6 separate regions of the Mus musculus genome follow, and regions 1, 2, 3, 4 and 6 are each linked to region 5. Evidence: chromatin loops called from intact Hi-C (ENCODE). Cell type or tissue: heart. All regions are shown on one strand. Region 1 holds the start of Psmb1 (proteasome (prosome, macropain) subunit, beta type 1). Region 2 holds the start of Prdm9 (PR domain containing 9). Region 3 overlaps Fam120b (family with sequence similarity 120, member B). Region 4 holds the start of Pdcd2 (programmed cell death 2). Region 5 holds the start of Chd1 (chromodomain helicase DNA binding protein 1). Region 6 holds the start of Rgmb (repulsive guidance molecule family member B).

What was found. Peaks named below come from ENCODE experiments on the same cell type or tissue, not always from the same donor. Only the 100,000 strongest peaks of a DNase experiment are listed, where the experiment ranks them.
Region 1: a loop joins it to region 5, with 5 times the contacts of the local background. A loop is called at or near these places in 3 of 42 quality-filtered maps.
Region 2: a loop joins it to region 5, with 2.6 times the contacts of the local background. A loop is called at or near these places in 8 of 42 quality-filtered maps.
Region 3: a loop joins it to region 5, with 3 times the contacts of the local background. A loop is called at or near these places in 2 of 42 quality-filtered maps.
Region 4: a loop joins it to region 5, with 4 times the contacts of the local background. A loop is called at or near these places in 12 of 42 quality-filtered maps.
Region 6: it touches region 5 in a loop (9-fold over the local background); 4 of 42 quality-filtered maps call a loop at or near these places.

Annotation. Positions count from the first base shown.
Region 1 is chr17:15,495,769-15,500,768 of GRCm38, reverse strand. Psmb1 (proteasome (prosome, macropain) subunit, beta type 1) reads left to right here and starts at 2,493. Exons shown (of 6, transcript NM_011185.3): 1 at 2,493-2,616. The coding sequence starts at 2,507. Tbp (TATA box binding protein) reads right to left here and starts at 881. Exons shown (of 8, transcript NM_013684.3): 1 at 745-881. In heart, a CTCF peak has its summit at 2,605; DNase peaks (open chromatin) are centred at 908 and 2,428; H3K4me3 peaks cover 4,308 bases; H3K27ac peaks cover 3,251 bases.
Region 2 is chr17:15,562,513-15,567,512 of GRCm38, reverse strand. Prdm9 (PR domain containing 9) reads left to right here and starts at 4,182. Exons shown (of 10, transcript NM_144809.3): 1 at 4,182-4,292; 2 at 4,576-4,699; 3 at 4,991-5,000. The coding sequence starts at 4,224. It also overlaps the pseudogene Gm6686. In heart, a CTCF peak has its summit at 373 (motif pointing right); a DNase peak (open chromatin) is centred at 3,102; H3K4me3 peaks cover 2,003 bases; H3K27ac peaks cover 1,865 bases.
Region 3 is chr17:15,402,426-15,407,425 of GRCm38, reverse strand. Fam120b (family with sequence similarity 120, member B) reads right to left here. Exons shown (of 11, transcript NM_024203.3): 2 at 4,297-5,000; 3 at 1,491-1,671. Among named protein-coding and RNA genes, the nearest start is that of Fam120b, 8.7 kb to the right of the region's middle. In heart, no CTCF peak of the experiment used is centred here; no DNase peak of the experiment used is centred here.
Region 4 is chr17:15,524,517-15,529,516 of GRCm38, reverse strand. It overlaps Pdcd2 (programmed cell death 2), which reads left to right and starts at 2,216. Exons shown (of 6, transcript NM_008799.2): 1 at 2,216-2,526; 2 at 2,905-3,144; 3 at 4,117-4,248. The coding sequence starts at 2,244. In heart, a CTCF peak has its summit at 2,158; a DNase peak (open chromatin) is centred at 2,186; H3K4me3 peaks cover 2,102 bases; H3K27ac peaks cover 1,595 bases.
Region 5 is chr17:15,703,400-15,708,399 of GRCm38, reverse strand. It overlaps Chd1 (chromodomain helicase DNA binding protein 1), which reads right to left and starts at 3,433. Exons shown (of 36, transcript NM_007690.3): 1 at 3,088-3,433; 2 at 1,261-1,460. The coding sequence starts at 1,313. It overlaps 5830433I10Rik (a long non-coding RNA gene), which reads left to right and starts at 3,023. Exons shown (of 2, transcript XR_001782213.2): 1 at 3,023-4,086. In heart, CTCF peaks have their summits at 2,740 and 3,372; DNase peaks (open chromatin) are centred at 2,289, 2,619 and 3,629; H3K4me3 peaks cover 3,369 bases; H3K27ac peaks cover 2,221 bases.
Region 6 is chr17:15,826,334-15,831,333 of GRCm38, reverse strand. It overlaps Rgmb (repulsive guidance molecule family member B), which reads left to right and starts at 269. Exons shown (of 5, transcript NM_001372257.1): 1 at 269-713; 2 at 1,639-1,714. The coding sequence starts at 1,710. In heart, CTCF peaks have their summits at 228, 1,778, 2,634 (motif pointing left) and 4,595; DNase peaks (open chromatin) are centred at 393, 1,063, 1,463 and 4,673; H3K4me3 peaks cover 3,493 bases; H3K27ac peaks cover 2,588 bases; H3K27me3 peaks cover 270 bases.

The DNA of each region.
Region 1 (5,000 bases), 210 kb after region 5:
AAACGAAGTTTACTGAACGCTTGATTATATAGACTGGGGAATTTGTTGTACGCTTCGCAGAAGTCATTTCACACCTGCAGACGATATAAACCACCTTTTCTCGTCTGCAATCTTAAAATCGCAATAATCGCTGCACAAACTTATTTTTAGGCTGTTTTCTGGGTTTTCATCTTTTGGAAACTGAGCCATCAAACTGAGTATTTGGGAAACCGATTCCGCACAGTCTTCAAGCGTCTGCCTAACCGGTCCGGCATCTTTTTCCAGAGAAGCCTACCCGGAGTTTTGGAAAACCACCTTAACTTGAGGCTAAAGACCGACAGTGTGTAAATAAAGCAGCATGCGTTTTTATGTTAATCTCGATTAGCTTGACTCTCAGGCTTCTGGCGAGATGCTGAGTCTCGAGAACCGCTTCCTAACAGAATTATTCTTACTGGGGACAAAACGGGCGGCTGCAGGCCTGGGTAAAACTCTCCCACCGGGGGAAGCGGCTGAGACGTGCGGTGCGCGGGGCTGTCCGGTGCCAGCCCCTCGGAGACGCTCACCCTTGGTACTGGGTTTCAGGACCCCGCCGAGGCGATGGTCCAGAGACTGGTTACTCGCGGAGCCGCCGCAGCGCGCGCGGAGGACCGTTCCCAGCCCGGCCGCGCGCCCACTCGCGTCTCCTCCGGCAAACTCCGGGGACCCGCTGCAGAAGTCGCCTTTATTAAGGCCTCCAAGCAGAGAAAAGGATGAAAGGACCGTTACCTGGGCACTGCGGAGAAAATGACGCGACCGCAGAAACCTAGCCAAACCGCCAGCAGATACCCGCCACCGCTACCGGACTCGATCCACCGAACGCCTGACGCACATCTGATGCCGTCACTTCCGCCAGTTGCGCTCTTGACTGCAGTCCGATTTGTTGTGCTTAAGCTGTGAGACACTGGGAAGGAAACGAGCGGGCCGGGTACCAGCAGTTCCGGGGCGGGGCCTCCGACGGCCCTTTCTAGCTGTCAAAGAGAGATCTATTGAGTGTGTAGCGGAAACAGTTGGGGATGTGGCAATGGCGATCAAGCCCAAGCAAGCGTTCTACCACTGAACTACATCCTCAGTCTTCCATGATTTGTTTTTGTGAGAAAGAGTTTCTCTGTGTAGCCCCGACTTTCTTGGGACTCACTCTGTAGAACTGGCTGGCTTCGAACTCCAGAGATTGCTTGGCAAGCTTACTGGCTCCTCCCCTTTGAGATTTGTGAGGTGGCTAAGGAAAATGTCAAGCAAACGCTCCTCATCATGTTCTCAGTAGATGTTAACTTACGTTCAAGGAAGAACAACAAAACAAGCGACTTTGTAGTCACAGATTCATTTCTATTTTTAGCTCGGTCACTACCAGCTCTCTTCCTTGCTGCCACAAGAAAACGTCAGCTGTTTCTTAGGCTGCTTCATAATGCTTGATTGATTCCAACATATCTTAATTTTTTTTTCCTTCTGAAGTTCATCTAAGGCATATACATGTGTTGTTCTGCGTACTTCCTTTCCCTTGTATTTTGCATTATCAACGAGGTAATGAGCTCCTTTAGGTTAAGGTTAGCGCTCTCTCTCTCTCTCTTTCTCTCTGTGTGTGTGTCTGTGTGTGTGATGGACAGTATCTGTGTGTTATGTGTGTAGGTGTTGTATAGGTTGTCTATTTACACAGACTCTAATAAGTACAATAGTACTGTGTATCTATTTTCCCCTAAAGGAAACATTTTCTCTTGAAAGTACAGGAAACCTCAGAAGACTGGGGAATTGAGAAAACTTAACAAAGGCTTGTCAAGAGGCAATATAAGGGAAGCGGGTTTTATGTTGTCTTACTGTTTGAGGAGATACAACCCAGGGGGAAGCATGCCAACTGGATTGCATCCACAGACCAGAAACATAAATAGATAAATGTTAGTTCGCTTCTTCTTTATTTAGTCGGGAAATCCAGGCAATGAGGTGGCGCCGCTTATATTTTAGTTGGGTCTTCGCTCCTCAATTAAACCTTGAAACACCCGCATAGACGCATCCATGGGTTTTACCTACATGATGCTAAGTTCTGTGAAATTAACAATATTAACCATCATATTCTGGCTAAAGAAATCTGGTATTGCTTCCTGGGTCTCGTGGCTGCGTACACCACACAGTTGACATGCGTCCTGATTGGCCTTGAATGCAGCATGAACTACTAACCCGTCTCAAACGCTGTGCCACTTCGCCAATGTGACATCCGAGTTGTCGTTGCTCTGTAATTGGGTTAATTTTTTTGGTATGGTCAGACTTTTAATTTTCTATCCGCCATGAGTAAATCCAAACGTTTTCTTAGGGTTATAAAACAGGTTTCTCTGTTGGCAGGATTGGCGGATCCAGGTTGTGCGCTAGCCGGACGCAGGCGTAGACCTCCAAGAGCAACGACGAGTGCAGGCTAGAGGAGCCTAGGGGGGCGGGGCGAGGGAGGCGGAAGTGGACCGGTCCCGGCGGCCATTTTGCCGTGAGACAGCAGGAGTTAGGCGCGATGCTTTCCACTGCTGCTTACCGAGACGTGGAACGAGAGCTGGGAATGGGGCCTCACGGCTCCGCCGGCCCTGTGCAGCTGCGGTTTTCGCCTTATGCCTTCAACGGAGGGTAAAAGCCTGGGCCTGCTGCCCTCACCTGGGTCGAGCCTGGGGTCGCGACGGGCGGGTGTGGGAATGGCAGGGATGTAGCCTGCAGCCCAGCACTCAGTTGTGCATGGACGCCCTCGGTGCCGTTTGCTCCAGCAACCGGGCTCCCACCTCAATCTTCCGCCCTATGGCCTGTTGTTTGGTAGGGCTTGAACACGTTTCTAAAGCCAACGGGCGAACATGAAGTTATGATTTGTCTTGGTTGTTAGACGAGTAGCTGTTTCTGTCGCTGGGCCGCCTGATCACTTGTTGTTTTAAGAGGAAACTAACATGATTAACCAGACTTAATTTCAGGGATGAAAGTGAAGGTTGTTTTGTTCTGCTCTTGAGACGTAGCCTGCTGGGCAAGGTCTACTGAGCTGCATCCACAGCCTTAGGCAGTCGGACCCTTGTGTGTGTTTATTTTTACTCTCAAATTACTTTAGCATTTTAATTATCCGCTTTATTCGAAGATATTTTTCCTTTGTATTTAGGACCGTTGACAATACAGGGGTATTCTTCATCAAATTAGAAGTTGAAACAGCTAATTATCCAAAAAAGGGGGGCGGGGGGGGGGCTTGTTTAAGAAAAGCAAAACCAGCCAGGCGGTGGTGGAGCACGCCTTTACTGCTAGCAAAGGCAAGTGGGTCTCTTAAGTTCGTGGCCAGTCTGGTCTACAGAGCAAGTTCCAGGACAGCCTGGGCTACACGGAGAATCTTTGTCTCAAGAAAGAAAAGCAAAAACGTTAAATATGGCTTTATGAATGTTGAGCGTTGATCATACAGATAGTGAAAGGTTGATTTTAGTCTTGGTTGTACCTTTTGAAGAGCAATTGTGAATGTACTATGTGGGCTCCTTTCAGTTACTTATAGATTGGGGAAGACTCAAGGTAGGTTTTTTTGTTTGTTTGTTTGTTTGTTTTAATTTCAAGCAGTTAAGTGAATAATTTCATAGTTTTACTTCTTGACTCTTGGCATCTAAACAGCCCAGGCTATAGAGCTGGTGTGAATTAGAACCGGATTTAAATTCATAGCGTTCTCAGCCGAGTCCAGTTTCAGTTTGCTTTTCCAGTATGCTGCTTAATGCTGCACGTGAACACTAAGTACTTACTTTGTAAGATGTGTTAATTTCAAGGTGTTCCGAATGCAGTACTCATGAGTCACTTTTTTTAACCTCCTTTACTTCTTCTTATCCATCACTTTGTTCATAGTTACTTACACCTATCCATTAAATCACTTTTCTCTTTTGTGCCTTTTAGCATTTATTGCAACTAGCCCTGCAAGCAGCCTCAGATTCTACAATATATAAATTTCTCTTTGTAGCTTCCAGGTTTTTGTCACTTGAGGCCTTTATATAATTACTAATCTTTTATAATTCCTAAGTCTGTTTCTGTAACTATTTCTCAAAAGTCCCTGAAATTCCGGCCTCTTTGGGAAACCGTATCTAACCGAGTTTTCTGATCTCTCCATAACCCATGTTAGTAAACAAAACAAGCAGGGTAATTGTTCCTTTCAGTTACTGCTGCTCCTTGGAAGTCTTGGCTCAGTTTAAAGGGGTGGGGATATGTTGTTTTCCTCAGCAGACACATCTAGGGAGTTGTAAAACCTTGGTTGCATACATTGGTGTCGTATTTGAATTTGCCCTTCTTCCTCCTGTCATCCTGCGTTCCTTCTGTCACAGCACTCTTACTGGAGCAGTATTATGTCCCATTTCACGTAGTACTATTGGGAGAATTGTATTAAAACCTCACTTTGCAAGTGGAACATTCTCTTTTTTGTTCTGTGTAACTCTGCTAGAATTCTAAACTCCAGCTTGGTGCTTGGGGTCTTCTACAGCAGCCCATCACATGAGGAGTTTGTATGTCTCTGGTAACCTTAATTAAGTTGCTTGAGTGGCCTGTGGTAATATTTTTTCCCTTCTGTTGCTGTTCATGGTATTTGTAATGCCATTCTTTTTTGCTTTGGAGTTTTAGTGCAAAACTTGCTTCAGTAAAAATAGTAGGTAATGTTTTCTGGATGTTTATTTTCTACTAGGAAATAGGCACTTACATGAATTATGTGTTTAATTCTCACACTCTATAACAGAACAGGGACTGTAGTACCATCAATTTGAACATGAGAAATTTATCCAAAGTCACACAACTAATAAGTGGCATGAATAATTCCAGTGCCCAGGTGCTTAGTCATCACATAGTGCCGTCCTACTGTGTACACATAGTGCTGTCTTACTGTATTCTACAATGGTTATTGTTCACTTGCTAGAAGAACTGGAAAGTGTCAGGTGGATTTTATAGTTAACTAATTTAATCCTTATATACAGCACACTAATATGAGATAGTTTCTAAGTAATCTCATATTTTAAAGAAAT
Region 2 (5,000 bases), 140 kb after region 5:
GTGAATACTTCATCTAACTCTACCTTCCAACCAGAACCTTAGTATACCTTTCCTTAGTATAGTAGACTTATTTCAGCAGAGAGTTTACTGGAATTTAGATCTTTGTGTGTGTGGTACTAGGGATTGCACTTGGAGCTCCATGCATGCTACCAACCTCTCTATCACTGACCTATATTCCCAGTCCTCTTCCTTCATTTTGGGACCACGTCTCACTAAGTGGTACGTAACGCCCTTGTATCTTCAAGCCTTCTCTTTCTCTGAGCTCCCAAGAGGCTGGTAGTACAGACTTATGCCACCAGTCCCAACTGAACTTGACTGTTTTGTTTTTCTAAGATTTATTTATTATATATAGTATTCTGCCTGCATGTATGCCTACGTGCCAGAAGAGGGCATCAGATCTCATTACAGGTGGTTGTGAGCCACCATGTGGTTGCTGAGAATTGAACTCAGGATCTCTGAAAGAGCAGTCCGTGCTCTTGACCTCTGAGCCATCTCTCCAGCCCCTTGCCTATTCTTAAAATGAATCTCCAAGCCTTATCTGTAGCTTTGTCTCCCCACCACAGGAAATTAGAGTTCCTCAATTTTGCTTTTATTAACAATCAGTCTCAGATTTCTGTCTTTTGTGGAGCTTCATTTGAGTTTTAGGATTGCCTAATTCCCGTGTAATGTACTTACTATTTTTTTTTATATATATCTGAACAGGCATCTACGAATTCATAATCTACTTCTTTCCATTGCTGTTCTCAGTTCATTGCCTATCAATATTTCAAAGTCTGAACTGCTATGTTTTGGTAGAGGACGTGCATGCATGTGTGCCTGCATGCGTGCGTGCATGGTTCTCCTGCATGGCCCAGTGGAGGTCAGAGAACAACTTTGTGCAGTCCACTTTCTCCTGCCACTATTATGTGGGTCATCAAGCTCCTAATTTGTTCAGATTTTACATCTACCGTTACAGTTCTTTAAATAAATTCATCCCAGACAATCTCGGCAAGTGAGAGACAAACTAAGAAGTCAGTCATAGAGAGTCCGGAGTCCAAATTCGGAGCCCCCAGTCTATAGTCCCGGAAGAATGAAGATTTAAATACAAGGCCATGGCTAAACATCTGAAGTTCATTGCCAGGACTGTGATGGTTCAGGAGGGGAACGTGGAAGGTGCCTGCAGGACCCTAAACAGAATCCTTACCACGGATGGGCTTACGGAAGTCATAAAGCGACGACGCTACTATGAGAAGCCTTGCTGCCACCAGTGGGAGAGCTATGAAACATGCTGGAGGATCTACAACATGGAAATGACTCGAAAGATTAACTTCTTGATGCGAAAGAACCGTGCAGACCCATGGCTGGGCTGCTGAGGCTTGGGGCTAAGCACCCACACTAGTTATATGTCCAAATTCCTTTCTTTATCCAGCCAAGTTCTGTTACTTTTCTCCACAATAAACTCCATCACAGGTGAAAAAAAAAATGTTAGAACCTAGAGGGGAAACCCCCACTCAATTCCCGATTTGGTGTGCACCCAAAAAATCACGAAGGACCACCTTGATGTAATTACACGAGGTCGTTTAATTACGGAGCTCCGGACCAACATGCATCCCACATAGGAGATAGCCACGAGGCTCGAAAGCTAGGGGTTTTTATGGGGTAAGGGGCTTAGGTGTGTGGAATTCAGCATAGCGATACACTATTGGCTTATTCAAACATCAGCAGAAAAATTACATGTACTTGTAGGATGTCAGAGTTCTGTGAGTTGTTGACTCAGTTCAGATAGCCCTGTTATGTCCTCACATTCCCCTTTATCTTATGGTTAAGCTGTTCCCAGGAATGTTTTAACTACGGGGCATACCCAGGTTTGTTTTTCTTTTTTCTCAGCCCCAGGCAGCCTCTAGGCTCACAAACAACCAGCAATTTCTGAGTACTTTATATGACTTACAGGTCTTGAAATTTCATCTTTCTTTCACAAACCAACAAACAAAAAAAAGAAGTCAGTCATAGATTTAAGCTGATTGTGTCTACATATTTCAAACTTAGGGCAGCCAATAAACAGTGCGTTCACAGCACTATCAAAAGTTCTTAAATCTCATATATATACATATGTATATATATATATACACATATATAATATATATAATAATATATACATATATATATTTAAAAGTCTAATATTGCTTAGGTAGCAGAATTGAAGGGAAAGTCAAACTAGAGTTGGGGTATCGCACCTGTGCCTGTTTATTTTGCACTAGCAGCGGGTAGTTCGTATTCTTATCACTAGACATTTTAAATTAATTTCTTTTTAAAAGATCTATTTATTTATGTGTATTTTCGTAGGTCTAAGTGTACGTAAGTGCACCACGTAAGTCATCAAAGTCATCAGATCCCATGAACTAGAGTTACGGGGTGAGGGGTTGTGAGCTGCCCCCGCGATGGTGATGGAAGAGAATGTGTGTACTCTGCAAGAGCGGTAAGTGCTCTTAACCACTGAGCCATCTCTCCACCCCTCTTATAAGCTAATTTCTATTCAGTAATAACGATTTATATTAGCCAAGGCACTCTATTATTACGCCACGAACATTTTAGTAAACCTATGTGCTTATTTATTAAAGTTATTGTTAAATTAGAGGCTTTTAAATTTTTTTTTTTTAAACTCTTTCATAGCCTAATTTTTAGGTTCTTTTCCGGAGAGCCTTATTTGTTTTGATTTTGTCTATCTATTTGATTAAGCTACTTATCTCAGGCGAGACGTGAGCTCAGGGTATGCCTGCCAAAGCTGGACTTCCGGTCCCACCCTCATCCCCGGCTTCCCGGTGCCCAGCTCCAATTGGAGATTGACTGAAACCCCACTCTAGAGCAGACCTAAGCACTTAAAGCTCTGCTCCATGGTTTTAAGACCTTTAGTAGACAGGACACAGGTCAGGTAACACAGCCTGCCACATTGAAAAAGAGGAGTCTGAAGGAACGGACGCCGCACAGAGAACAAGTGTGCGCCTGCGCGCTGGCCACTACCTGATTCGTGCAGGGGCCTGGCAATCCCAGCGAGGGGAGGGGCAGCCTGGAGAAAGCCACGGGCAGGAATTGCACCCTGACTGACAGGCAGAGCTCCGCCCTCCGCTTTTCTTGTTCCCGCCCCTCAGCCAGCTGTCTGTCAATTGGCGGATTCTCCTGTCAGTCAGCCTCGGAACTCCTCAGAGGGACGAACGCCGGCGGTGGCCTCAGAGCCGCGGGATTCTGGACCATGAGTGCAGGCGAAACCTTCAGGACCAGCGAGGCTTTCTAGGCTCAGCCCGTGAGACCCCATATCCCCTAAATTAGATTCGGACCCCCTCAGCGTGACACGCGCGCGCGCGCTCACACGCACACACCCGGTCACCTCAGCTTCTCGGGAACTCCAAACGCCCTTTGGCTGAGTGAGGTCCCAAATGCACTTGTGCGGAACCAACCCAGCCTCTGCCTGAGGAACCTGGGTAGCTCGCCTCAGAGAGACTAAGTTTCCAGACAGGAAACCTGGACTCTCAGCGTAGAGACTCTCCTAAGCCCCAAAGACCCCAGACGCCCTCGGTCTCGAGGACCTGTCTGTCACTCCAGATTGGCTTCCAGAGATCCTAAATGCTCTCGTCCCGCAGGACCCTAAATACCTCCGACGTGACAAATCCCAACTCTTCGTGACATAATCGTCAAATCTCGTCAGACTGCGAGTCTCCAAACCTTATTTCACAGCCTGAAAGACTCCTCTAGCCTACGAACCCAATTCCTTCAATCTGATGCACCCCACTCCTCAGCCCGAGGTCCCCAAAGTTAAAATCTCAGCCAGAGCGTTCCTACATTTTCACCAGAGGGACTTCAATCCCTTGTACTCGGGATTCCCGAATCCATTTACCTGAAAACATCTTTCAGACCCTGGCTGACTCCTTGGTCCAGATGAAGAGCAAGTGGGAATGGGGTGGGGGGGGACACCGGTTGGCGGGAGGAATCTTCCTTCCTTGCTGTCGCAGGTCCTGACCCGGACGGAGGGTCGGTGCCTAGGTTTAGGGCTCAGTCCAGAATCCTTGCTCCTGCACCAGAGTACTAGACCTCGGAGTCCGAAGAAGCTGCCTGTGTTGGCTGCATGGATTCCCAGCCCCTAGCTCCTTCCCATGTGCTGGTGGGCATCTCTGATCGCCTAAGGCCCTTAGTTACCTCTTCATCCATAGGACCATAGGACCCTGGACCTCTCCAGTGAAATGTCCTGCACCATGAACACCAACAAGCTGGAAGAAAATAGTCCTGAAGAAGATACAGGGAAATTCGAGTGGAAACCCAAGGTAGTACGAAGTTATCCTTGAGTCAGGAGGATCATGGGGTGGGCAGAGGCAAACAGCCTTGAGTACCAATACCATATTGATTTTTCCTATGACAAGAAGGTGGGTCCCGATATGTGAGAGAGGAAAGGCTCATTAGCAACTGCTCTGTCAGCATGAACATCCAGTGTTTGCTTAAAGAAGGTTCTGGGAATGGGAGGATAACCTTGGTCACTGAGACCACATTCCAGGGTCCCAAGCCCGGCCCAGCATGTTCCGTTTTTTGTTTTTATTTTTTTTCCCCCAGGTCAAAGATGAATTCAAAGACATTTCCATATACTTCTCCAAAGAAGAATGGGCAGAGATGGGAGAGTGGGAGAAAATTCGCTATAGAAATGTGAAAAGGAACTATAAAATGCTGATTTCAATAGGTAACAAGAAGTCTTCGGTTGAACCAGTCTAGATTAAAAAAATAAAATCTCAGTTCCCATGTTCCCATGTTATGTTAGGGTCTTCCCAGGTATCTACAGTGGTACAGTTCCCAATGGAGACAAGTTTAGAGGAAACGTGTGTGTGTGTGTGTGTGTCTGTGTGTCCAGGACTAAATGTTAGCACTGGCCCTGTAGAGATCTCATCTCCACACCCAGAGCCTACCTGGCCTTGTGATACATTTGTTCCATCCTCTAGGGCCTTTTTAAGAGGAATATTTTGCTGCTTTTCAGGTCTCAGAGC
Region 3 (5,000 bases), 300 kb after region 5:
AAACCCAGGGTCAGCTGAAATTTTACAGTAATTCTCACCAAACACACAGAACAACTTTCATTTTTAAAAGTCTAATGTTAAGTTTTATAAGTGGCTTCAAATACTGAGTTCAAGACCAGAAGGAATGAGCTGGAGAGATGAGTTGGTGGTTAAAAGGACTTGTTCTTACAGAGGACCTGGGTTCAATTCCCAGCACTCAAATGGCCACTCCCAAACACCCAAAGCTCCATTTTCAGGGGGACCTGACACCCTCTTCTGACCTCCACAGGCACTAGGTACACACATGGCGCAAAGATATACATGCAAGCAAAACATTCATATATAAAATTGAAATACTTTTTTTAAAGACCAGGAAGGACTGTCATAACCTGGCAGCAGTTCTTACTAAATGTTTTCACCACCGTGGCAAGGGAGAGAAGGAAGCAAAGGGGGAAGACAACGGGGTGTTCACACAGATGTGTTCACACAGATGTGTTCACACAGATGTGTTCACACAGGGCCCTGGGAACAGACATTCACATCACCCTTCCTGACTTCCTACACTGAACAGACCAAGGCTGTCTGTATCTACAGTAACCTCAGTTTGGGGATGGACCCTCCTCAGGGACCTCCCTCCCAGCAATGCATTTACACTTTGAAAACTCTTCCTATTTAGCCTGCACTTGTTTTTCCTAGGACTATTTAAATATGTAAGTCTGTTTATATTTCCGGTTTTGTGTACATATTTCCAGACGATGTTTGGCCTCTTTATGCAGGCAGGGAGAAGAGACATTGATTTCAACTACCTGGGAAGGGGCTGGCATTGGGCAGGAGCAAAGAGCAGTGTTGATTCTAAACCATTATTGCTGGGATGCTCCAATCTGAGAGTAATCCAGGTTTGTTCATTTGGAGGAGCAGGGCATCCCCTAGCTTGCTTGTTGAGGCAGGGTCTCTCTCTGTGGTGCTGGCTGTCCTGACGCTTGCTATGCAGACTAAGCTGGCCTCAAACTCGCAGAGATGGTAATGTTTCATGGCATTAATTTTTTTAAAAAAATTTTATTTTATGTATATGTATATGGGCACACTGTAGCTGAATGGATGGTTGTGAGCCTTCATGTGGTTGTTGGGAATTGAATTTTTAGGACCTCTGCTCACTCCTGTCAACCCACCCCCACCCCCAACCCCCGCTCACTCTGGCCCAAAGATTTATTTATTATTATATATAAGTACACTGTAGCTGTCTTCAGACTCCCCAGAAGAGGGCATCAGATCTCATTACGGATTGTTGTGAGCCACCATGTGGTTGCTGGGATTTGAACTCAGGACCTTCGGAAAAGCAGTCTGTGCCATCTCACCAGCCTAGCATTAACCTTTCATGGTGTTCTCAAGTAGATTTGACAGACAAACAGAACCTGTCGTCTGCTTGTCCTGAGAGAAAGCACTCTCCTTCATGTCTCAGAATCCAGTTCCAGAGAGAACCATCGCTGAATCAGACCAACTGGCCTCCTCACCTTTCCAGTCCCCGAGTAGGAGTGCGTAGACGCGCTGCCGGACTGGGCGGTAGATAAAGGCTTGGCTCGGGAGGGCTTGGTCCAGCTCATCCTCCAGGGTGTTACTGCATTCTATCTCCCCACTGCTCAGAATGTTGTACACTAGGTAGCTTTCTGAGTGGACGTGATGCATCCTGGCAACCTGTTCAAGGATTCAAATGCAACACATTTCTCCTTGAAAAAAAAAACCAAACTTCTGAGTTTTACAGAGAAACGGTCAACACCACTCATCAGTTTAAAATACCCAGACAGGGGACTGTATAGTTCAAACACCTGACATCAAGTGGCATTTATGTTTTGTTTTAGGGCTAACAAGTTCAAACCTTCACTTCATATTACTCTTCTCCTGGGTCCTCCAATCTAGCAATCCTATATTTACCTGTGCAGTACCTTATTATTCTGTCTGCTGGAGGGCTCAGCTCTCCCAACAGGCATATGCTCACCGAGTTCCTTAGATTAGGGCTGTTACAAAGGGCTCCTAACTGAGCTTCCAACTCCACGGCTTTCTAACGTCCCACTTCATTACCCTCTTGGGCTCACCTCAATCATGACTTGCCTGATCTACAAACCTATCCCTCCTTCCCAACCGCATCTGATGATTCTTTGCTCACGAGCCTCAGCCTTTACTTCTACCGAGTGGGCTGTTGTTAGAAGCTGTATTCATGTGCTCAAATTTTCTCCCTCCCTCCCTTTGCTCTTATGTTTCACTGCATCTGGCTTCAGTTATTAGCAAAAGCCATGGTCCAGCATACGCATTTGTTCTCTTCATATCACACAGCAGACACAATTTAAATTTGCTCACTAAATAAGCAGTTTAGATCAAAAGGTCTACAATGATCTTCATTCATGTAGGGTCTTTTTTTTTCTTCTTGAAAAGAACAAATCTCATTATTGTGGGAATAAAGGTTATGCTCTGTCTACAGTATTACTCCAGAATTTTAAATCTAAACTGTCTACCAAAAGGCATTTAAAATGTCATGTTAGGATGACTTAGGCGATCAAATCTTTGGACCTAATTTATATGCACCTATGTAGACCTAATTATACAGACTCATCATTGAGATCGGAGTCTTAATGACCATATTGTTGCTTTCTTTGTAACACACACTTTATTTAAAAAGCCGCCAGATCACAGAGAGGTTTGAACGAGTTAGTACACAGAAAGACTTAAAATGTCTGACTCCCTACATGATCAATAAACAGCAATGGTTGACTCAAGCCTAGTCAGTCACCGGTTCTTCTTACTAGACACATGACATAGGCCTGCTTAGCTGCTAGGGTTTCTTTAAATCAAAGCAAACCTACAACCAGGTTGTTTTTGAGATTATAATATAATTAACATGTTTCTCTCTTCCCTCTTTCAAAAGCCTCCCATACAACCCTCCCAACTCTTTCAAGTATAAGGCCTGTTCTTCCATTAACTGCTACTGGGTGCATATATATATATATTTGCATATACATGCACACTCCTAAATATTGCCTGTTGAGTCCATACTTACATGTATGTTTTCAGGGAGACCATTTGGCACTGAGCAACCAATTGGTGTGCCTTTCCCTTGAAAATGAGAAGCCAGCCTGAATGGTGGTGGTGCACACTTTTAATCTCAGCACTCGGGAGGCAGAGGCAGGCAGATCTCTGTGAGTTCAAGGTTAGTTAGCCTGGTCTATGGAGTAAGTTCCAGGACAGGCAGGGCTACATAGAGAGGCCCTGTCTTAAAAAAACAAAACAAAACAAAACAAACAAAACAAACAAACAAATAAAAAAAACAAAGAAAAGAATGAGAAACACTTTTAATGCAATCTCCAATATAAATGTTCATGGATTTCTCGGTGATATTTTTTAACAGCAAAATTACTTCTAATTTTTTTTGAAAATGTATTTATTTTTTTCATGTGCACAGGTGGAACTGGAGTTACAGAGACTTGTGAGCTGCTACAGGTGCTGGGAATTGAACACAGGTCCTCTGGAAGAGTAGCCAGTGCTTTTAACCACTGAACCATCTTTCCAGCCCCACTTCTAATTTTTAATTCCCTCTTTCACTTCTGACTTTTTTGTTGTTTGGTTTTGTTTTCTGGCCACTCCTGTGGATATCTACCTTATCTGTATGACCAAGATAACAGGACTGTGGATCCGGCTCAAGGGTTAAGCATATGCTTAGCATGAGTGAAGCCATGATGGCAGAGTTAGGCATGACTACAAAAGTACCTATTTCACAGGGCTGTTGTAAGAGTCGACTGAGAAAAAGATAAAGCCCGAGTCTAGTGTGAAACTGCGCTCTTTGATACTTATGTAATGTTAACTTACAGTCGCCCAAGCTCCTAGCATTTACAGCTTTTAGAGTGTGGCTGCACCATATTGTTTCCAGGTTTCCCTCTCCTTGATCCCTAGGCTCCTGCCTGGATAGTTTACCAGTATGCCTCACAGTGACACTAATTTTAATCACTGCATCTGTAGGGTTCCTACAACCCCACATTTGACTTATTCAAAGCAAATGTTGTCCTCCCAAGGGCCTGACTCCATGGGGGAAGCCTTCTCTTTACACTTTAACCCTTAACAGTCTCTCCTAGAATCCTACAGCTCTTTCCCATCCTATTCACAAGGCAGTATCAGATGTACCTATGAAATGGTTTCATAAATCCCTAACTAGACTCAAGAGGTTTCTCGTCTGCATCCTCCTACAGTCCTCTTCTCACGATCAAACCCGTTAGTAGGTACGCTTTCAATCACGACATTGTGGACCGAGGTGGGGGAGGCACAGTCACTTGCCTTTAAGATCTCAGACTCGGAAACCATGGTTACTTGCTTTATTTCAGGTTCCATATCCATGACATCTTCTTGTTTAAATTCAGGGTGTGTACACATGAGTGCTTCTAGGTTAAATTCAGTGTCTATTCCTGAAGGTAATTTTTGCTTGCTCTCTGGGTTTGTATATTGGGAAACTTCTGGCTTGGATTCGGAGTCTGTGCACATGGGAACTTCTTGTTTGGATTCGGGATCTGTGCACATGGAAGCTTCCTGGTTGGGCTCAGGATCCATACACATGGGAACTTCTTGCATGGACTCGGGATTAGTGCACACAGGAACTTCTTGCTTGAATTCAGGATCAATACACATAGGGACTTCTTGCTTGGATTCGGGATTTAAACTCACCATTTGCTGTTTGTCTGTTATCATGCCTTTGGGTTTTTGAACTAACCATGGAGATTTCTGCCCTGGCAAAAGATATGAGGTTACTCCTTTATAAAAGAGAGCTTTGTTTGGCCCCAAGGGTAGCATCTCTTCTATCTTCTTCTCACCTTGATACAAATGAAGAACTTTGGAGATATAGTCTGAGACAGCTAGGATAATATTTCCTTTTTTGCCAGCATTCTCTTTCACAGAAGCATAGGATGACAAGCACTTGTACCGAAAGCTTTCAAACATGCTCTCTGGAGTGATGTCATTGCCAAGCAGACAGGCCAGAAGAGGAA
Region 4 (5,000 bases), 180 kb after region 5:
CTTTTTAAAGGCAGGGCATCGTGGCCATGTCTTTATGTCCTGTTTATGTATTTTTTGCTTCTATACACTCGTGTCAGCAGAACACCTCCCTCTTGGTAAGAAACAGACAATTACAAAATAACTGTTCTAACCTCATAGTTTCTGCTTCTGTAAATATGGTTGCTCATGGGCCTTATTTATGTAGCTAAAATTCAATCCCATCTCACCTCACCCATTGCCTTTACTCACAGGCTAAACTCACCCATAACTCAGAAGGTAGAAAATAATGCTGGGCTATCTATAAATGTAAACTCTGCACCAGGGCTGAACTCCTCAGAGCAGTAGATTTATGTGTCTGCCAAGTAGGCTTGCCAACATAATAAAGACAAATTCTCCAACTTTCCGATGTAGTTTGGTCTCAAGGTCTGACTTATACAACACGTGGAAACACTGTGTCTGAAAGAAAAAGGGAAGTGGAGGAGGATTTAAAGTTACCTTAAATTGAGCAAGATCACAAGCATGCTCTTTAACTCAGCAAGTTCAGAAATAGGCTGACCCCTCTAAACTCCTCAGGAATGAAGCCTCCTATTTCACATAAATAAAATCTACTTGATTGTGTTGTTCAGCAAGGCCACTGATGTGCTCACTCTTCTGTCTTGGGTGGGCTTTATTTGGCTCTGCACGAACCAAGATGGGAACCCACTTCATTCAGTTCCATTACGAATATTGACGCAAAAACTACAGCTCTCACCTCAAAGGGAGTTAAAAGTTCATTCGGAGCCAAATTTGAATGATCGTAGCCCGGGAACATATATTCATGTCTTCCCAAGTACTATATGTTCCAGTGTGGAAGCACTTTCATGGAGTTTTTATAGTAACAGAACAAAAAGGAAATTTGAAATCAAGGTATTTTAACAATGAATGCATTTGTGGAAACATTAAGTAGTTACAGAGGAATCTCAGTACAGACCTGAGACACCATCTGATAGCATTGTTAGCCTTTTGATTGGTGGAGAATAGCATTTTGTTAATACAGTCCAATAGTCTTTATCTGTTTATCAAGGTGTTAGGTCTGACACAAAAGCGGCCACTAAGGTATCTTTAAGGGGCTAAAGACAACCCAAGAGAAATAGTACCATTTCTAAAGATTCTAAACTCTTCAAAGTCAAAAAGTTTTATTAGTTAACCAGACTTTGTAGACAGCTCCTTTCCAGGAATTCTTGTTTACACTAGCCAAAAAACCCACTGTTGTTTTGTCTTTACATCTTGCTTCCTGTCTAAATCCAACACACAGGGCAGCGAGTATGGGAGCACCCAACTGTGTGAAGCAGAGCGCTATGATTTACGTTTGTTTCGAGTGCTCCTCCTCAACTGTATCCGGTCATCTTTCTCCTCCACCCCAGTTTTGAACATCCTTTAACTGCATGAGGACAGGTTTCAAGGGTCTGTGTGGGTTCGCCCCCAACCTCAATTCTTCCACAGGAGAACAGAGCCTCCCTTTGAAAGAGAAGATAAAAATAGCAAACTTCAACATTAATTATGATTGGCGACATTACTTAGGATGTATTCAGTTTCATAAAACTAAGATAAGAGAATAAGAAACTCTCTGTTCTGAGATAACAGAATAACCTAAACTGCTAACTTCTGCTTTGGGAAGCCTACTTGCCCCTTTCTCTTCCAAAGGAAGCACGCATTTGTTCTCCCTTAAGAAGTGACCACCACCAATATCCACTTAGCAAGTTCCATTTGCTAGAGAAACTGTCATAATAAAAATCTGAAAATTCAGCTTCTGTAAAACTTGCTCAGCTCCGGGAAAAACCTCTTTTGAAGCAGAGATTTTAAAAGACCACTCTAAGATAATCACAAAGATTATGACAATATCTAACGGCATAAACCATGAAATGTTTCTGATCCGGGCTGAGTCTCTTACCCAATAGCGAAAGGCTACAGCTGCGAACTAATTAAAGTTTGTCTTTTGTCCCCGAGTGCTGAGAATGCCCCCACTTCCCTCACTCCAACCTGAGGATCTACAACCGACACCCTAATCTCAGAGGTCTGAAGAGCTTCCGGCCTTCGGATCCCCAGAAACAGTGACAGTTCGATGGAGGTAGTCTTGCTCACCAGCGTCCTTTATTCACTTTTGCTTCCTGCCTATAGGGTTACCTCCAGTCCGGTCCCAGCTCGAGATCTGACCCCGCCTCCCGCCTTCCGGCCTAACACGTGACCGCCCTCTTCCGGCCTGGTGGCAGAGTCCTGCTGCGAGCATGGCTGCAGCCGCCCCTGGTCCTGTGGAGTTGGGCTTCGCCGAGGAGGCACCGGCCTGGAGGCTGCGCAGCGAGCAGTTTCCCAGCAAAGTGGGCGGGCGGCCCGCGTGGTTGGGCTTGGCGGAGCTGCCGGGGCCCGGGGCGCTGGCGTGTGCGCGCTGCGGCCGCCCGCTCGCCTTCCTGCTGCAGGTGTACGCACCGCTGCCGGGCCGGGACGACGCCTTCCACCGCAGCCTCTTTCTCTTCTGCTGTCGCGAGCCGCCGTGCTGCGCCGGCCTGCGAGGTGAGCGGCCGCCGGGACAGGACCCGGGCGAGGGTTGCCACGGGGGCTGAACCCTGGACGTAGGACGATCGGTTGGCGCGAGTGGTTGTATTCAGGTACCGGAATTGTCTTAGAATCGTGTCCCTTTCATCCTGGGCACGGACTCCTTAAAGCCAATTTCTCTTGTCAGACGGAACTCTTCCCGGGTTTAAAAGCTCTTTAGCTTTTATTTTTATTCCCTTTCATATAAAAACCGCCCCCCCACCCCGAAAGCAAAAACCTTAGGTTTTCCTTAAATGAGGTTTTATGAGGTGAAGCACCGAAAACGGTTCAAATGTTTCAATTATTTTGTTTCACGGAAAGATAATCTCACGTACCCCTTTCTCCTCTTCATTTCAGTTTTTCGTAATCAGCTACCAAGGAACAACGCATTCTACTCCTATGAGCCCCCTTCTGAAACAGAAGCTTTGGGTACGGAATGTGTGTGCCTCCAGCTCAAGTCTGGAGCCCATCTCTGTCGGGTTTGTGGTTGCTTGGCCCCTATGACATGCTCTAGGTGCAAACAGGCACATTACTGCAGCAAGGAGCATCAGACATTAGACTGGCGGCTGGGACACAAGCAGGCTTGTACACAGTCAGGTAAGACAACTTAGCCTTACCGTCTCTGTCAACTGAGGTACTCCAGTTTCTGGTTAAACTTGAAATTAGAAAACATACTTTAAAAGTTTTAGGAACTGGTAACATGAACACTTCGCTAATCTAAAACACAACCAGCTTTATTTTTTTATTAGATATTTTCTTTATATACATTTCAAATGCTATCCCGAAAGTTCCCTATACCCCCCCCCCCCCCCCCAGCCCTGCTCCCTTACCCACCCACTCCTGATTCTTGGCCCTGGTGTTCCCCTGTACTGGGGCATATAAAGTTTGCAAGACCAAGGGGCCTCTCTTCCCAGTAATGGCCGACTAGGCCATCTTCTGCTACATATGCAGCTAGAGACACGAGCTCTGGGGTACTGGTTAGTACAACCAGCTTTATTAACAGGTAGTATTATTAAGAGTAGTTAACCGTGGTCATGCAAAAAGCGTTACAATCACATTCATGCATCCCTGATCCGAATAATGAATTCTTAATTGTTCAGTGTCTTTGTAGACTGTATCTCTCCACTTTATTCATGCTTTTGTTGGTGTAAACAGATCTTTAGTGTTAGGTATTGTGTATAATATCTAATACTTAAGAACAAGCAAGTGCTAACAGTTGTTACTCAGCTCGTAGTGGTGGTGCCTATCTGTGGTCCTGGCACTCGAGTGCCAGCTGCAGGAGGATTTGGAGTTAGAGGGCAATCTAGGCAACATAGTAAGAGCCTGTCTACTGACAATAAGCCATGTTATATATGTAGCAGTGTCACACACACATTTACTGTCTATTACTTCATGTGATGGCTTGTATGAGGTTACATAGTGATTGCCCTATTCCATAGCAGCTCTGATGTTCAACTGTGATGAATTCACTCAACAACACAGGTCTCAGAACTTAACGTCTTAGAAATGGGAAAATTTTAGGTCCTCAAAACTCAATGTTTATTAATGATGCTAATAACTTTATTGTAGACAAAATAGACCATATGGTTCCAGACCACAACTTCCTGTTTCCAGAATTTGAAATTGTAACAGAAACAGAAGATGAAATTTTGCCTGAGGTTGTGGAAATGGAGGATTATTCTGAAGTTACAGGAAGCATGGGTAAGGAGTCTGTGCATCAATTTTACAGTACTATGACCAAATATACCTTAGGGGGAAAACGGCAGGGAGGAAAGGCACCATCAGTGTGTATCTGTGGTGAGGCAGAGAACGTCTTGGTAGAAGATTATAGAGCCTAAGTCACTACAGAACGTCTGACAAGAGAGGTCCTTTGTAATGTAGTCTTTTAGCTCCACTTTCACATACATCCTTTGGCTACTTCCTCTAGAGTCCATGCTTTGGGGCTGTGTCTTTGTTGGCCCACACAGGTGCTGATCATCAGTCCAGCATTCACCCTGCCTCAAGATTGCTTATTCATGGGCTCAAACACCCAGCGACACACTTTGCCTCATGCTTCCAGTGAACAAACTGAAGTTCTAGGTATCCTGTGTTTGAACAAAGAACTTAGATCTTACTCTAGAATCTGAACTTTTAAACCATAAAGTCAGGTTTATAGAACTAAATTAGAGTCTCAGTTTATGGCCTCATTTGCAGGAAGAATGGTACCCAGTCATCAGGGGGAGGGCTTATTCTCAGAAGGGAGACCATAGAAAGCTTAGCCAAGTAAAACGTCTTGTGACTGACACAATAATGAAGGACTGGAGAGATAGATCAGAGGTTACAAGCAATTACTAGTCTTGCAGAGGACCTAGGTTTGGTCCCTAAAACCTACATGGCACTTTTCTAACTCCAGATCCAAGTGCTCTCTTCCGGCCTTGACGTGCACATACATACTTACATACATTTCTGCAAAA
Region 5 (5,000 bases):
AGGATGGCCTCCAGCTTAGAGACTCACCTGCCTCTACCTCCCGAATGCAGGGATTAAAAGTGTACACCACCACTCCCAGGCTCAACCCAGGTTTTTAACTTCTAGATCCATACTTATGTAACTACAATGTTCAATTCTCTGTGTTGTCACTACTCTGCTTTTGTAAGCTATCCCAGCACCTACATGGGACATCAATGTCTATTGTCCATGAAACCATTTCAAGCCTGACATGGCAGCATCTCACATGTCTTATGTTTTGTAAATAATAGTGTAATTTCCATTTTGCAAGACCAAATATCAGAACAACAGAGTAATTTACCTCAATTCACAGTGTGTAACTGAAAGTCAGGATTGACTGCGCAGTCAGACTCCAACACCTACTTTGCTGATTTCTATGTTAAGTATACATAAATAATGAACTGTAACAGTAATGTGGAGACTATTAAAAATATAAAAGAATTGAATGGCGTTGGAGCAGGCAGTAATTGATAAATGCCTATAATTTCAATGCTCCATTTAATTTGGGGTGAGAATTTTTGTGGAGAGCGGTGAGTGCTTTACCACAGATCCTAAGGCTGTCTTACACATAAAATGGCCCAACATTTTATTTCCATAAACTTTATTTCTAAGAAACAATATGGTTCAAGTAAGAACTCTAAAACACCAATATAAAAATAACAATCGAAAAAAACAAAAACAAACAAACAAACAAAAAAACATAAACTGAATTCACGTCAATTTTATCTAAAGTTTTCTACAGTGGTAGAAATAGTTCCCAATAGTGCTGTCCAACATAGTGGACATGTGTCATATGTCATTTACATACTATTTGAAATGTCAGGTGTAACTTAGAGAATTTTGAATGTTTTGTAATCTAAACTGTTGCATGTGGCTAGTAGCTAACTGAACAACATAGGTGTAGGACATAAAACTCCAAAAAAAGAGGAGTGCAGAAATTCTTACTGCATTTATTTGGACAGTTCATTAATGGCCAAATCAATTTTAATGTCTCTTTACTGTTTCAGCTTCAATTACTTCAAAATATAAACCCTCCAATAGATTTAAATAGATCAAAGCCTTCTATAGTCCCTGCTATCTTGCTATCTTTACACACACACACACACACACACACACACATAATATGCAATGTTAACAAAACTGCTATTAGAGTCATTTTAACTTTTGCCAAGCTAAGACAATTTGATAAAAACACTCAGTTTCAGGTCTCAGGTAACCAGCTGGTTTAAAGAACTTGCTTACCTTGATTCTCCGCTGCCATTTCTAACACTTTCTTCATCACTGTGTCCATTCATTGTAAATATCAAGAAGTTTTAAATAAAACAAAAATCCCCTCAGATTAATAAAAGATGAGTATGAATGCAGATTTCCTCGAATATCAAAATTTCAAAGATGAATTTTCTTCAACATTCACGGGTTTCCTGGGGCTCTCTCTGTGTCACCTGCGGGAAATAGATTAGCAGTTAAGAATATGTGCTGTAGGAAAAGATGTAAGCCCGACTTAGAACTCCCAGAAATGGACCTAGGCCATCAGACTAGAGGTGGCTCGAAGGCCCAGACGCCTTTCACGTACAAGAACTAGGCATCTATTAAGTGCATTCTTGCTTGCTAGGACTTAGCCTGCCACTGCTAGTGCTGTTTTGACAGAAGAGCAACAAACTTTCCAGACTAATTACTACTGTGTAGCACTATTTATATAGATTCCTAAAACAAAGTAACATATACATACTCCCAAAGAGGAGAAAATGCTACTCGGTAACTTCGACAAACAAACGACGAGAGGGTAAGGGTTATGTTTACTGAAGCACTAACTCCTATTACTAAGAACTTCATATCCAGCTAAGGAAAGTTTTTAAATGTTCATTCGGAAAAGAGAGTAATAAAAGGTTATCATGATCTTAGCAAAACTACAAACGTCAAAACAGACAGTTTTTACCAGGTAAACCAATGGTAGAGTGGAAAAAAAAATTATATACCCAGTAAGGTACTTAAGACGCCTTGAAAAAAAACATAAAAAGGCAATACAAAGAATACACACTGTATCTTATTTTCAAGGCAAACGACGGGGACGGGGGTGGGGAGCAAGACAATATTTCCACCTCTCAAGATTTCCGCCAGAGCACTAGAGTCACCTACAAGCCAACCACGAATAAACAAAGGAGATCTCTGGCAGGGGAGGGAGAGGAAGAAGCGGGGGAAGGAGACGTCAGATCCTTCCCCAGCCAGAAAGTACCACCAAGACACACTCGGGACGCAACAGAGTTGTCCTCCGACTCCAGCAGAGACTTAACTGATTATTTCCACTCCAAAGAACAGAGGGGCCAAACAGGCTGCTGCCACCTCCGCCCGGGGGGCCGACTCTGCACCTGGATCAGGATTTCCAACCTGCAGAGCTCAGTCTCCATACCTCTGGGAGAACAGGTCACCTAAGATCCACAGCACTCAACAGTAATTCCTAACGTTAACTATTAATTCCAGCCCCGGTGAAACCGGCCGAAGTCCTCCACCTCCTCTCCGCAAAGTCTGCGCTGAGAAAGTTCACTCGCCTAGGCGCTTTCCCTTTCACCTTCCTCTCGCCCCTCAAGATGGCTTTCCCCGTCCGCTGGACTTCCTTTCCAGCCTCGCCTCCTTTCTCCGTCCGGCCCTAAGTTCTCCTCCGAGCGCCCGGACTCCGGACGCTCCCGCGTCTCAACAATAAGAGCCCCCGAAGTGGCCAGGGCTCCCTCTGCAGCCTCCTTCCCCGCCTGGCAGTTGCCGGGCTCCCGGCTAAGTTTGCCGGGCGGCGCCGCGCGGGGCCGCTGCACCTTCTCCCCGCAGCCGGGCGCCGCGGCCTCCTTCCCGCCTCCCGCTCCCGCAGCCCCGCCGCGCGCCCTCCCGGGCTCGCCCGGCCACCGCCCCCTCCCCCCCACCCGCCCCGCGCTCCCACGTGCTGGTCCCCTCCGCGCGCCGGGCAGCGCCGCCAGGCCGCTGAGGATGCGCCGGGCCGCTCTCCCACGCCCCCGGCGCCGCGCCGGGCCTCGCGGGCCTCGCCCGCTCCCGGCCTCCCCGGCCTCGCCGACCCGTCCTTACCGGCGGGCACAGGGCGAAGGGTGGCGCGGGCCGGCGCCTCGGGCGGAGGATGCCCCGCGCGGGGGCCCGCGATCCTGGATGCCCAGGCCGCGGGACCCGCGCCGCGGACGGCAGAGGGGGAGGGGAGGCAGCGGGCGGAGACGCGCGGAGCTGGGGAGCGGGTCCGACGATCAGTTCATCTCCGGGCGCCCGGGCCGAGCGGGAAGTACCGAGGGCGCCTCCTCCGTCCGCGCTCCCGCCCCGCCGCTTATCGGCCGCCGGCAGCCGCCATGACGCCAAGACCGCGATCGAGCGCAACCGTCTCCGCCGCGCGGCGCCGCCGAGGTCGCTGTCGCCTCCGCCTCCCGAGCGACGTCACCGCCTCGGTTCACTCCCCTTCCCGGCGCGCGGCGGCGGCGCGCACGCCCGGCCTTTCCGCCGACGCGCGGGGGCGGGGCGGGGCGGGGCGGGGCGCCGAGGTGGTGCACGCCCCTCGGGGAAAGCCACCGAGTCCAGCCCAGGCTCGGCCTTCGCACTCGTAACCGGCGCTACCCCTGGCGTTCGTGGGGCTCCCGGGGATGGGCGCTCTGGTCACGGCACGGATGCGCAGGGATCCAGAGCGGGGGCCCAGGACTGCCTGCGGTGGGGGCCGGCCGCGCGCGCCGGGTGTCCGGAGTCCGGTCGGAGCTGCTGCGTCACCCGGGCAGCTAGAGAACTATTGGGCAACCTAGTCGCCTCCCGCTGCGATCTTTGCCTGGGCGACCAGCGACTAAGTCTCCTCCCGGGCGGGGCTTTAGTGAAAGAGAGAAAATAGAGTTCGAGCTGCTGACCTCCCAGGACGCTCCTTGATTCGTGTGTGGGTGGCCCATGCCTGGTTCATAAAAGAACTTTTACAACTGTGCCTGCCTAGATCGCTCCCTGGAATGCGGGTGGAAGGGTGCCGTGCGGAATCGGAACTGGAGGGGCGTTGGTAACTGGATCTAAGGTGCTGCAGCTTAGTTGACAGTTACTGTCATTACTGTATCCGCAGGCCTCAGTATGTCGAAGCAGAATCTCTTCAAGCGTGGTGATGTAGCAATCTATGTACGGTTTTCAATTTTGTTTTTATTATGCTTTTTGGTTTTGAAAGAGCGTTTTATTATGTAGCCCAGGGTGGCCTCAGGGTGATCCTTCGAAGTTTAGGCATTACAGGCAGGCGTGTGCCATCACCACAAGGCTGACTGTTTTTGCAAGGATTTGGAACTTTGTTTGCTTACTTGTTTTTAAATCAAAATTCTTTCTGATTTCATTACCTGGCCTGCAAATAAAAGATTCTTTAAAGACAGTATACAAAGCCAGGCTGGTCTTCCACTTCTCCATCTCCCTGCCTCAGCCTCCGGAGTGGTAGTAAAGGAATTGCTGGTGTACCCACCTTGTGGGTCTAACTTTTTAAAGTTTTCAACTTACTTTTTGAAGTTGCATTTTCTGTAGAGACCTCTCCTTCGAAGTCAAATGAGTTTGGCTGCCATAATATCTCCAAATGATTCTTAAGCTATTTGGGAAATTTCTAATGAAAATTTAAACTTTGCCCGGCGGTGGTGGCGCACACCTTTGATCCAAGCACTTGGGAGGCAGAGGCAGGCTGATTTCTGAGTTCGAGGCCAGCCTGGTCTACAAAGTGAGTTCCAGTACAGCCAGGGCTACACAGAGAAACCCTGTCTCGAAAAACCTAAAAAAGAAAGAAAGAAAGAAAGAAAGAAAGAAAGAAAGAAAGAAAGAAAGAAAGAAAGAAAGAGAAAGGAAAGGAAAGGAAAGGAAAAAAAGAAAAGAAAAGAAAAGAAAAGAAAAGAAAAGAAAGGAAGAAAATTTAAACTTGGAGCTTTATGTTTTGAATAAGATCATAATATACTTCAGTACTCTGTAAACTCTTAGAAACACTGGAGGAAGAAAGACTG
Region 6 (5,000 bases), 120 kb before region 5:
TAGGAAGACCCTAGAGGATAGTTGGAGGGACGTGCTTTTGAGGGCACTGATGGACAGCTATAAAAAGCGAGGAGAAAAATCGAGGGGAGGGGGGTCTGTTGCCGTCGTGGCGGCGCGGAGTGCGAACACCGCACGCGTCCGGCTGACAACAGGCAGAGCCCGCAGCAGGACCGTGATGAGCCGGGTGGGTAAAGGCAGCGCTGCGGGCCCGGAGGGCGGCGCAGAGGGCGGCGCTGGCGGCGTGAAAGGCGCCTTTGTGCAAGCCGGTGTGTAGGACCGCGGGAGAGGAGAGAGCAGGACCTGGAAACGGGGAGAGGCGTACCACGCTCCCTGCCGTCGGGTCTCCAGCAGGACAGTAGGGTAGAGCGGTGGACTGGGGACCGGCGCTGCAGAGGTTGTCTGCCTCTGTGGCCGTGGGGCAGGGGTGGGAAGAGAACAGTTTGGAGGAAGTTGGGGAGAGGGACCTGTCTCCCCGCCCTCTCCGCCTAGGTGACAGAGAGGCCCCGCTGGCTGGCAGGGTGCAAGCACTGCCCCGGAGCTCACTCGGGAACCGGCATCTGGAGAGCGGCCCCCGGGTGGAGCCGCCCGCCTGCCGCCCACCTGGGGCAGAGTGGCGGGCGCGGCGTGGCCTCCCTCCTGCGCCCCGGCCGCGTGGCTTGCGGCTTATTTTCCCAGCTGGCAAGCGTCGCGCTGCAGACAAGGGAATGCCTGTGGTGAGTTGTTTATTTTGTTGAAGTTTGCGGTGGGCCCGGAGGACGGTGGGGGGGGGGCGAATAGCAGGCAGCGGCCGGGACTGTTTTGTTTAGGTCTTGGTCCACCTGTGTGGTATAAATCTGCCAGGCTCCGGGCTGTGGGGTCCAGGGTGAGAAAGCCCTGGCGTTCCAAAAGCTCCTGGCCACGTTTAATTTGCAATGCCTGGAACCGACTAGAGTCTAAGGAAGGCTGCTCCCCAACCCCCAGCTTTCCGTAGACGCTTCCCCTAAGGGACAGTCGCCTCCTATGACCTGGGAACAGCTGGCCACTGAAGTTTCCCCATTCCCTTCCCCATTCCTCGGGGGTAATGGAGCTGAAGCTTTAATGTGAGAGGAGCCCAAGAAAACAGAGACAAACTTATCGTGGGGGCGGGGGTGGTGTGAAGTTCGTTCAGGGGTGTTGGGTCGGACTGCTTCTACAAACTGGGATCCTGTGTTGGCCAATTTCCCAAACTAGACTGGTGAAAGGCTGGCTGGCTCCTGAGGGAGCCCATAGGAACCCCTGGGGCTGATGTTAGTACAGCCTCGGCTTCGTTTGCCTGGAAGAAAAGCCTAAATACATTAGTGAGAGGGTAAAGCTTTTAAGGCCTTCTTGGGAGTGAGTGGCTGGCTAATGAGAGGTTAATTTTGTTTCGAAGGGAAGGCTGTGCTGGTTTCCTGAGATAAATGGACAGGAAGCACATTACCTCCAAGCACTGGCAAGCGGCTCCCAAATGCTTTTTGCACCTGCCGCTTCTAGCCCTGAGAGCCAGAAGCGAGCCCTACTGGAGTCTGTTAGGGATCAAGGGGCCGGGGATGCAACCCCTTGCACTCTCCGTGGTCTCTCTCTCTTTCTCCAGGGGCTCAGCGCTCACACGGAGCCCTGGGGCTCTTCTCTTACACCTAGGTCCTGCGTGTTCCGGAGCTCGGGGGCATCCTGATCCCGCTGAGCCCCTTCCAGGTGCAGAAGGGTTAACAATGATGTAAGTACAAGCCAGGCGCTACATGCTGCTGGACTCTGGGCTATTCCAGCCCCTTATTTTCAAACACTGTGGAGCAACGAGCAGCAGGGGAGCCCTTACTCCGGAATGGGTTACACAAATAGCTTATTGCAGACTTCTCTGTCCTGGGTGAGCTGTTAAGCAGAGACCCTCATGTTAGGTTTCTGGGTTTGGAGATACAGTACCTGGGGAACAGTTAAGACACTATGTAAGGATTTGGGAAATGAAACTGCATCATGTTTAGAATCTATTAACGTTTCTGGCATCCGTTTTAATTACCCAATTGCATGCCCATGGTGTAGTATGCTTTGCTGGGTCTCTTAGATGCACTGTTCTGTTCTCACCACTCCTCGAAAACAAAGGGGAAGAGAGAAAGAATGCAGATGGCAAGACACAAGGTGGATTTGGGGGTTGCTCAAGTTTCCAGTCATCTCACTTTTTTTCCTAATTAAAATGTAAAACTTTTATAATCCTCACATTTGTTCTAGCTTCCTCCCTGGGTTTTTCTTTGTCCCGTCCCAAATTCTGCTTTAACCTGATGCATGGGAGCTTTGACGAGTGGCCACCCTATAACCAGCCATTCAACATGCTCTTGGTTTCCAAGCTGATTTCAAATCTTGCTAACTAACATCCAGATTCACCCCAGACTGTATCAATGAACCCGATGTCATGAAAATAGGAACCACCTTGTACTTTATTTTTAAAAAAAATAGCATTTTCCTCTAGCAGCTGAACACTTCGCTGTAATAAAAAGTGAATTGTTAGGCATACATGTCTTAAGCTTGTCAAATTTTACAACAGAGGTGCAGTAAAACACCTTAAAGATGATTCTCCTCCCCCACCACCACCACCCCAGTTTTTTTTCCTTGATATCAGGATTTGAAGCAACTCGAGGGTGCCCTCTACTGATAAGAATATCTAGACCCCCTTGTATTTAAAATATATATATATATATATATATATATATATACATACATATATACACACAAGATAGTGCAGAAAAAGCGAAGTCATCAGCAGAAAGACTCCAAATTGAATGTACTGATCTTTAACCTTTTGTTTATATGAGATGTAATGATAGCCTAATGTACCTTTGGGGATATAATTAAATATTGAGGTAAGAAAACTCTACACTTTGCTGTTAATCAGCTATCTAAAAGCACTTAAAATCTTTGTATAAGAACATTTTGCCTGCATGTGTGTCTGTGCACCATGTGTGTGTTTGGTGCCTGTGAACGTGAAGGGGTCTCGAATCCCCTGGAACTGGAGTTACAGACTATCGTGAGTTGCCGGTGGGCATTGAGAAGTGAACCTAAGGTCTTTTGGGAGAGCAGCCACTGCTCTTAACCACTCAACCATCTCTACAGCTCCAAGCTAAAAGAACTTTTAAGAAGAGCATCATGTGATCACTCTTTAAAAGAAAGATGCTTATTAATATTTTCTGAACTGTGTTTCGTCTATTATATGTAGTAACTGCAAGATGGTAAAAATGTTTGTCCTGATAGCATTTAGTATACACCATTATGTAAAGCTGTCAGATTCTTCCAGCCCTCCCCCCATGAAAAGTCATTTCTCCAGGCAACTCTGAGGCTATTATTAAGCATATTAAAGATAGACATAAGGCTTGGATTATATCTTGAGTAGTGAAAGGTGTGTTTACCACTTGAATCATCATGGCCTGTAATAAGTAATGAAAAATTACAGTAAAAACAGACAGGTCTCCTTCATTAGGGATCTGGTGGTTTGAGGAATCCACAGTGTGTCTAATGAATAAGATGGGGAGACTTAAGGCTTGCCCCCCAATTATCCTTGGTCATTGATCAGCACACTGTAACATGTGGAATATTAATGTGCCTGTAGTTGATAGGAGATTCCTAATTAGAGATTCTGGGTAATGTAGCAGGTGAAGTTGCAAACTGTAATTTAGATTGCGCTAAGTGCATTTTAAATGCCAGTCCTCAACAGTTTGGAGAATGGCAGAGGCAGGGGGAAAGTAACGTGGCTCTTAGGAGCACTGACGCCACTCTCCAGAGGAGATGCCACTTCACACTATCTGATGACAAATTGGATCCTATCGTCAACTCCTCCACAAGTGCTTTCTTTTGTCTCCGTTTACTAGCCCTTTTCCTTGGAGATAGTTGGAGGGGGTTTGCCCCAGGTTTTGGAGGACAAGTCAGGTAGAAACAGACCTACCATTGGATTAATTTAATAGACTGGAAACTTGTGGAAAAGCCACCGAGCAACAAGAAATCGTGGCATAATTGCACTGCATAAAAACTCACCACTCTCATTAATCTAATTACCTTGTAACCGAACACGTTGAAGTTCGCCCAATCCCTGACTCCCGTTCTCCGCTTTGAAGCTGGGAAAATGTCAAAGAAACCAAAACACCAGAGCCTCACGCAGCTGCCAGCGAATTCCGCTGGGAGCTCGCAGGTACCTTCTCAGTCCACCCATCTGCTACGGACCTCGGTGTCATCTGAGTATCTAACGCGGCTCGGATAGACTCTTGTTCTGCCAAGAGACCCCAACAAATTTGCTACGACGTCCAACAGTTGCGATTGGCTGAGACAGGGGTGGGGGTTGAGGGGGACCTGCTACACAGAGCTTGGGAAAGCGCTGGCTTCCTGCAAGTAACTGAAGCTCTCAGGGATAGGAAAAGGAGTTGGGAAGGGTCATTAAAAACAAGGAAGAAAAAAAAAAAAAAACCTAGGAGGAAGCTGAACCTGAAGCTCATTAATTCAAGGAAAGGTTAAAGGCCGGTTCGCTGTCGCCCATTTCTATTGGGTACCAGAAAACCGTGATCGCGGAAAGGGTTGGAGGAAAAAAAAGCACAAGGAAGCCGGCAGGAGGGAGGCTGAGCCTTGAAGAAGCTGCCCCACCCGCGGGCGGCGGACACGGAACTTGAGTGAGACGCGAGGGCGGGAGGCACGCTCGCAGCCAATGGAAAGTGGAGGAGGAGGTTGACCGGGGGCGGGGCCTCCAAGGATTGGTGGGAGCCTGGTAGGGCGGGGCTAAAGTGCGGGGCTGAGATTGATTGACCGCGCAGGCCGCGGTGCGGAGCTCTCCGGGCCACTGCCTGCTCCGGCTGGTGAGGTCCTTCCGATCCACGCACGTCGAGCCCACGCCAGCTAGGGCTCAGCCCTTGAGCTCCCGGCTGCCGTCGGCGCTCGCTCACGGTCTTTGTATCTTTTTCTCCCGCCTCTTTCTGCCCGCCCGCCACGTCCGGCCGTCTCGATGTCTCTGCGCCCTGTTGCCGCCTCCCTGC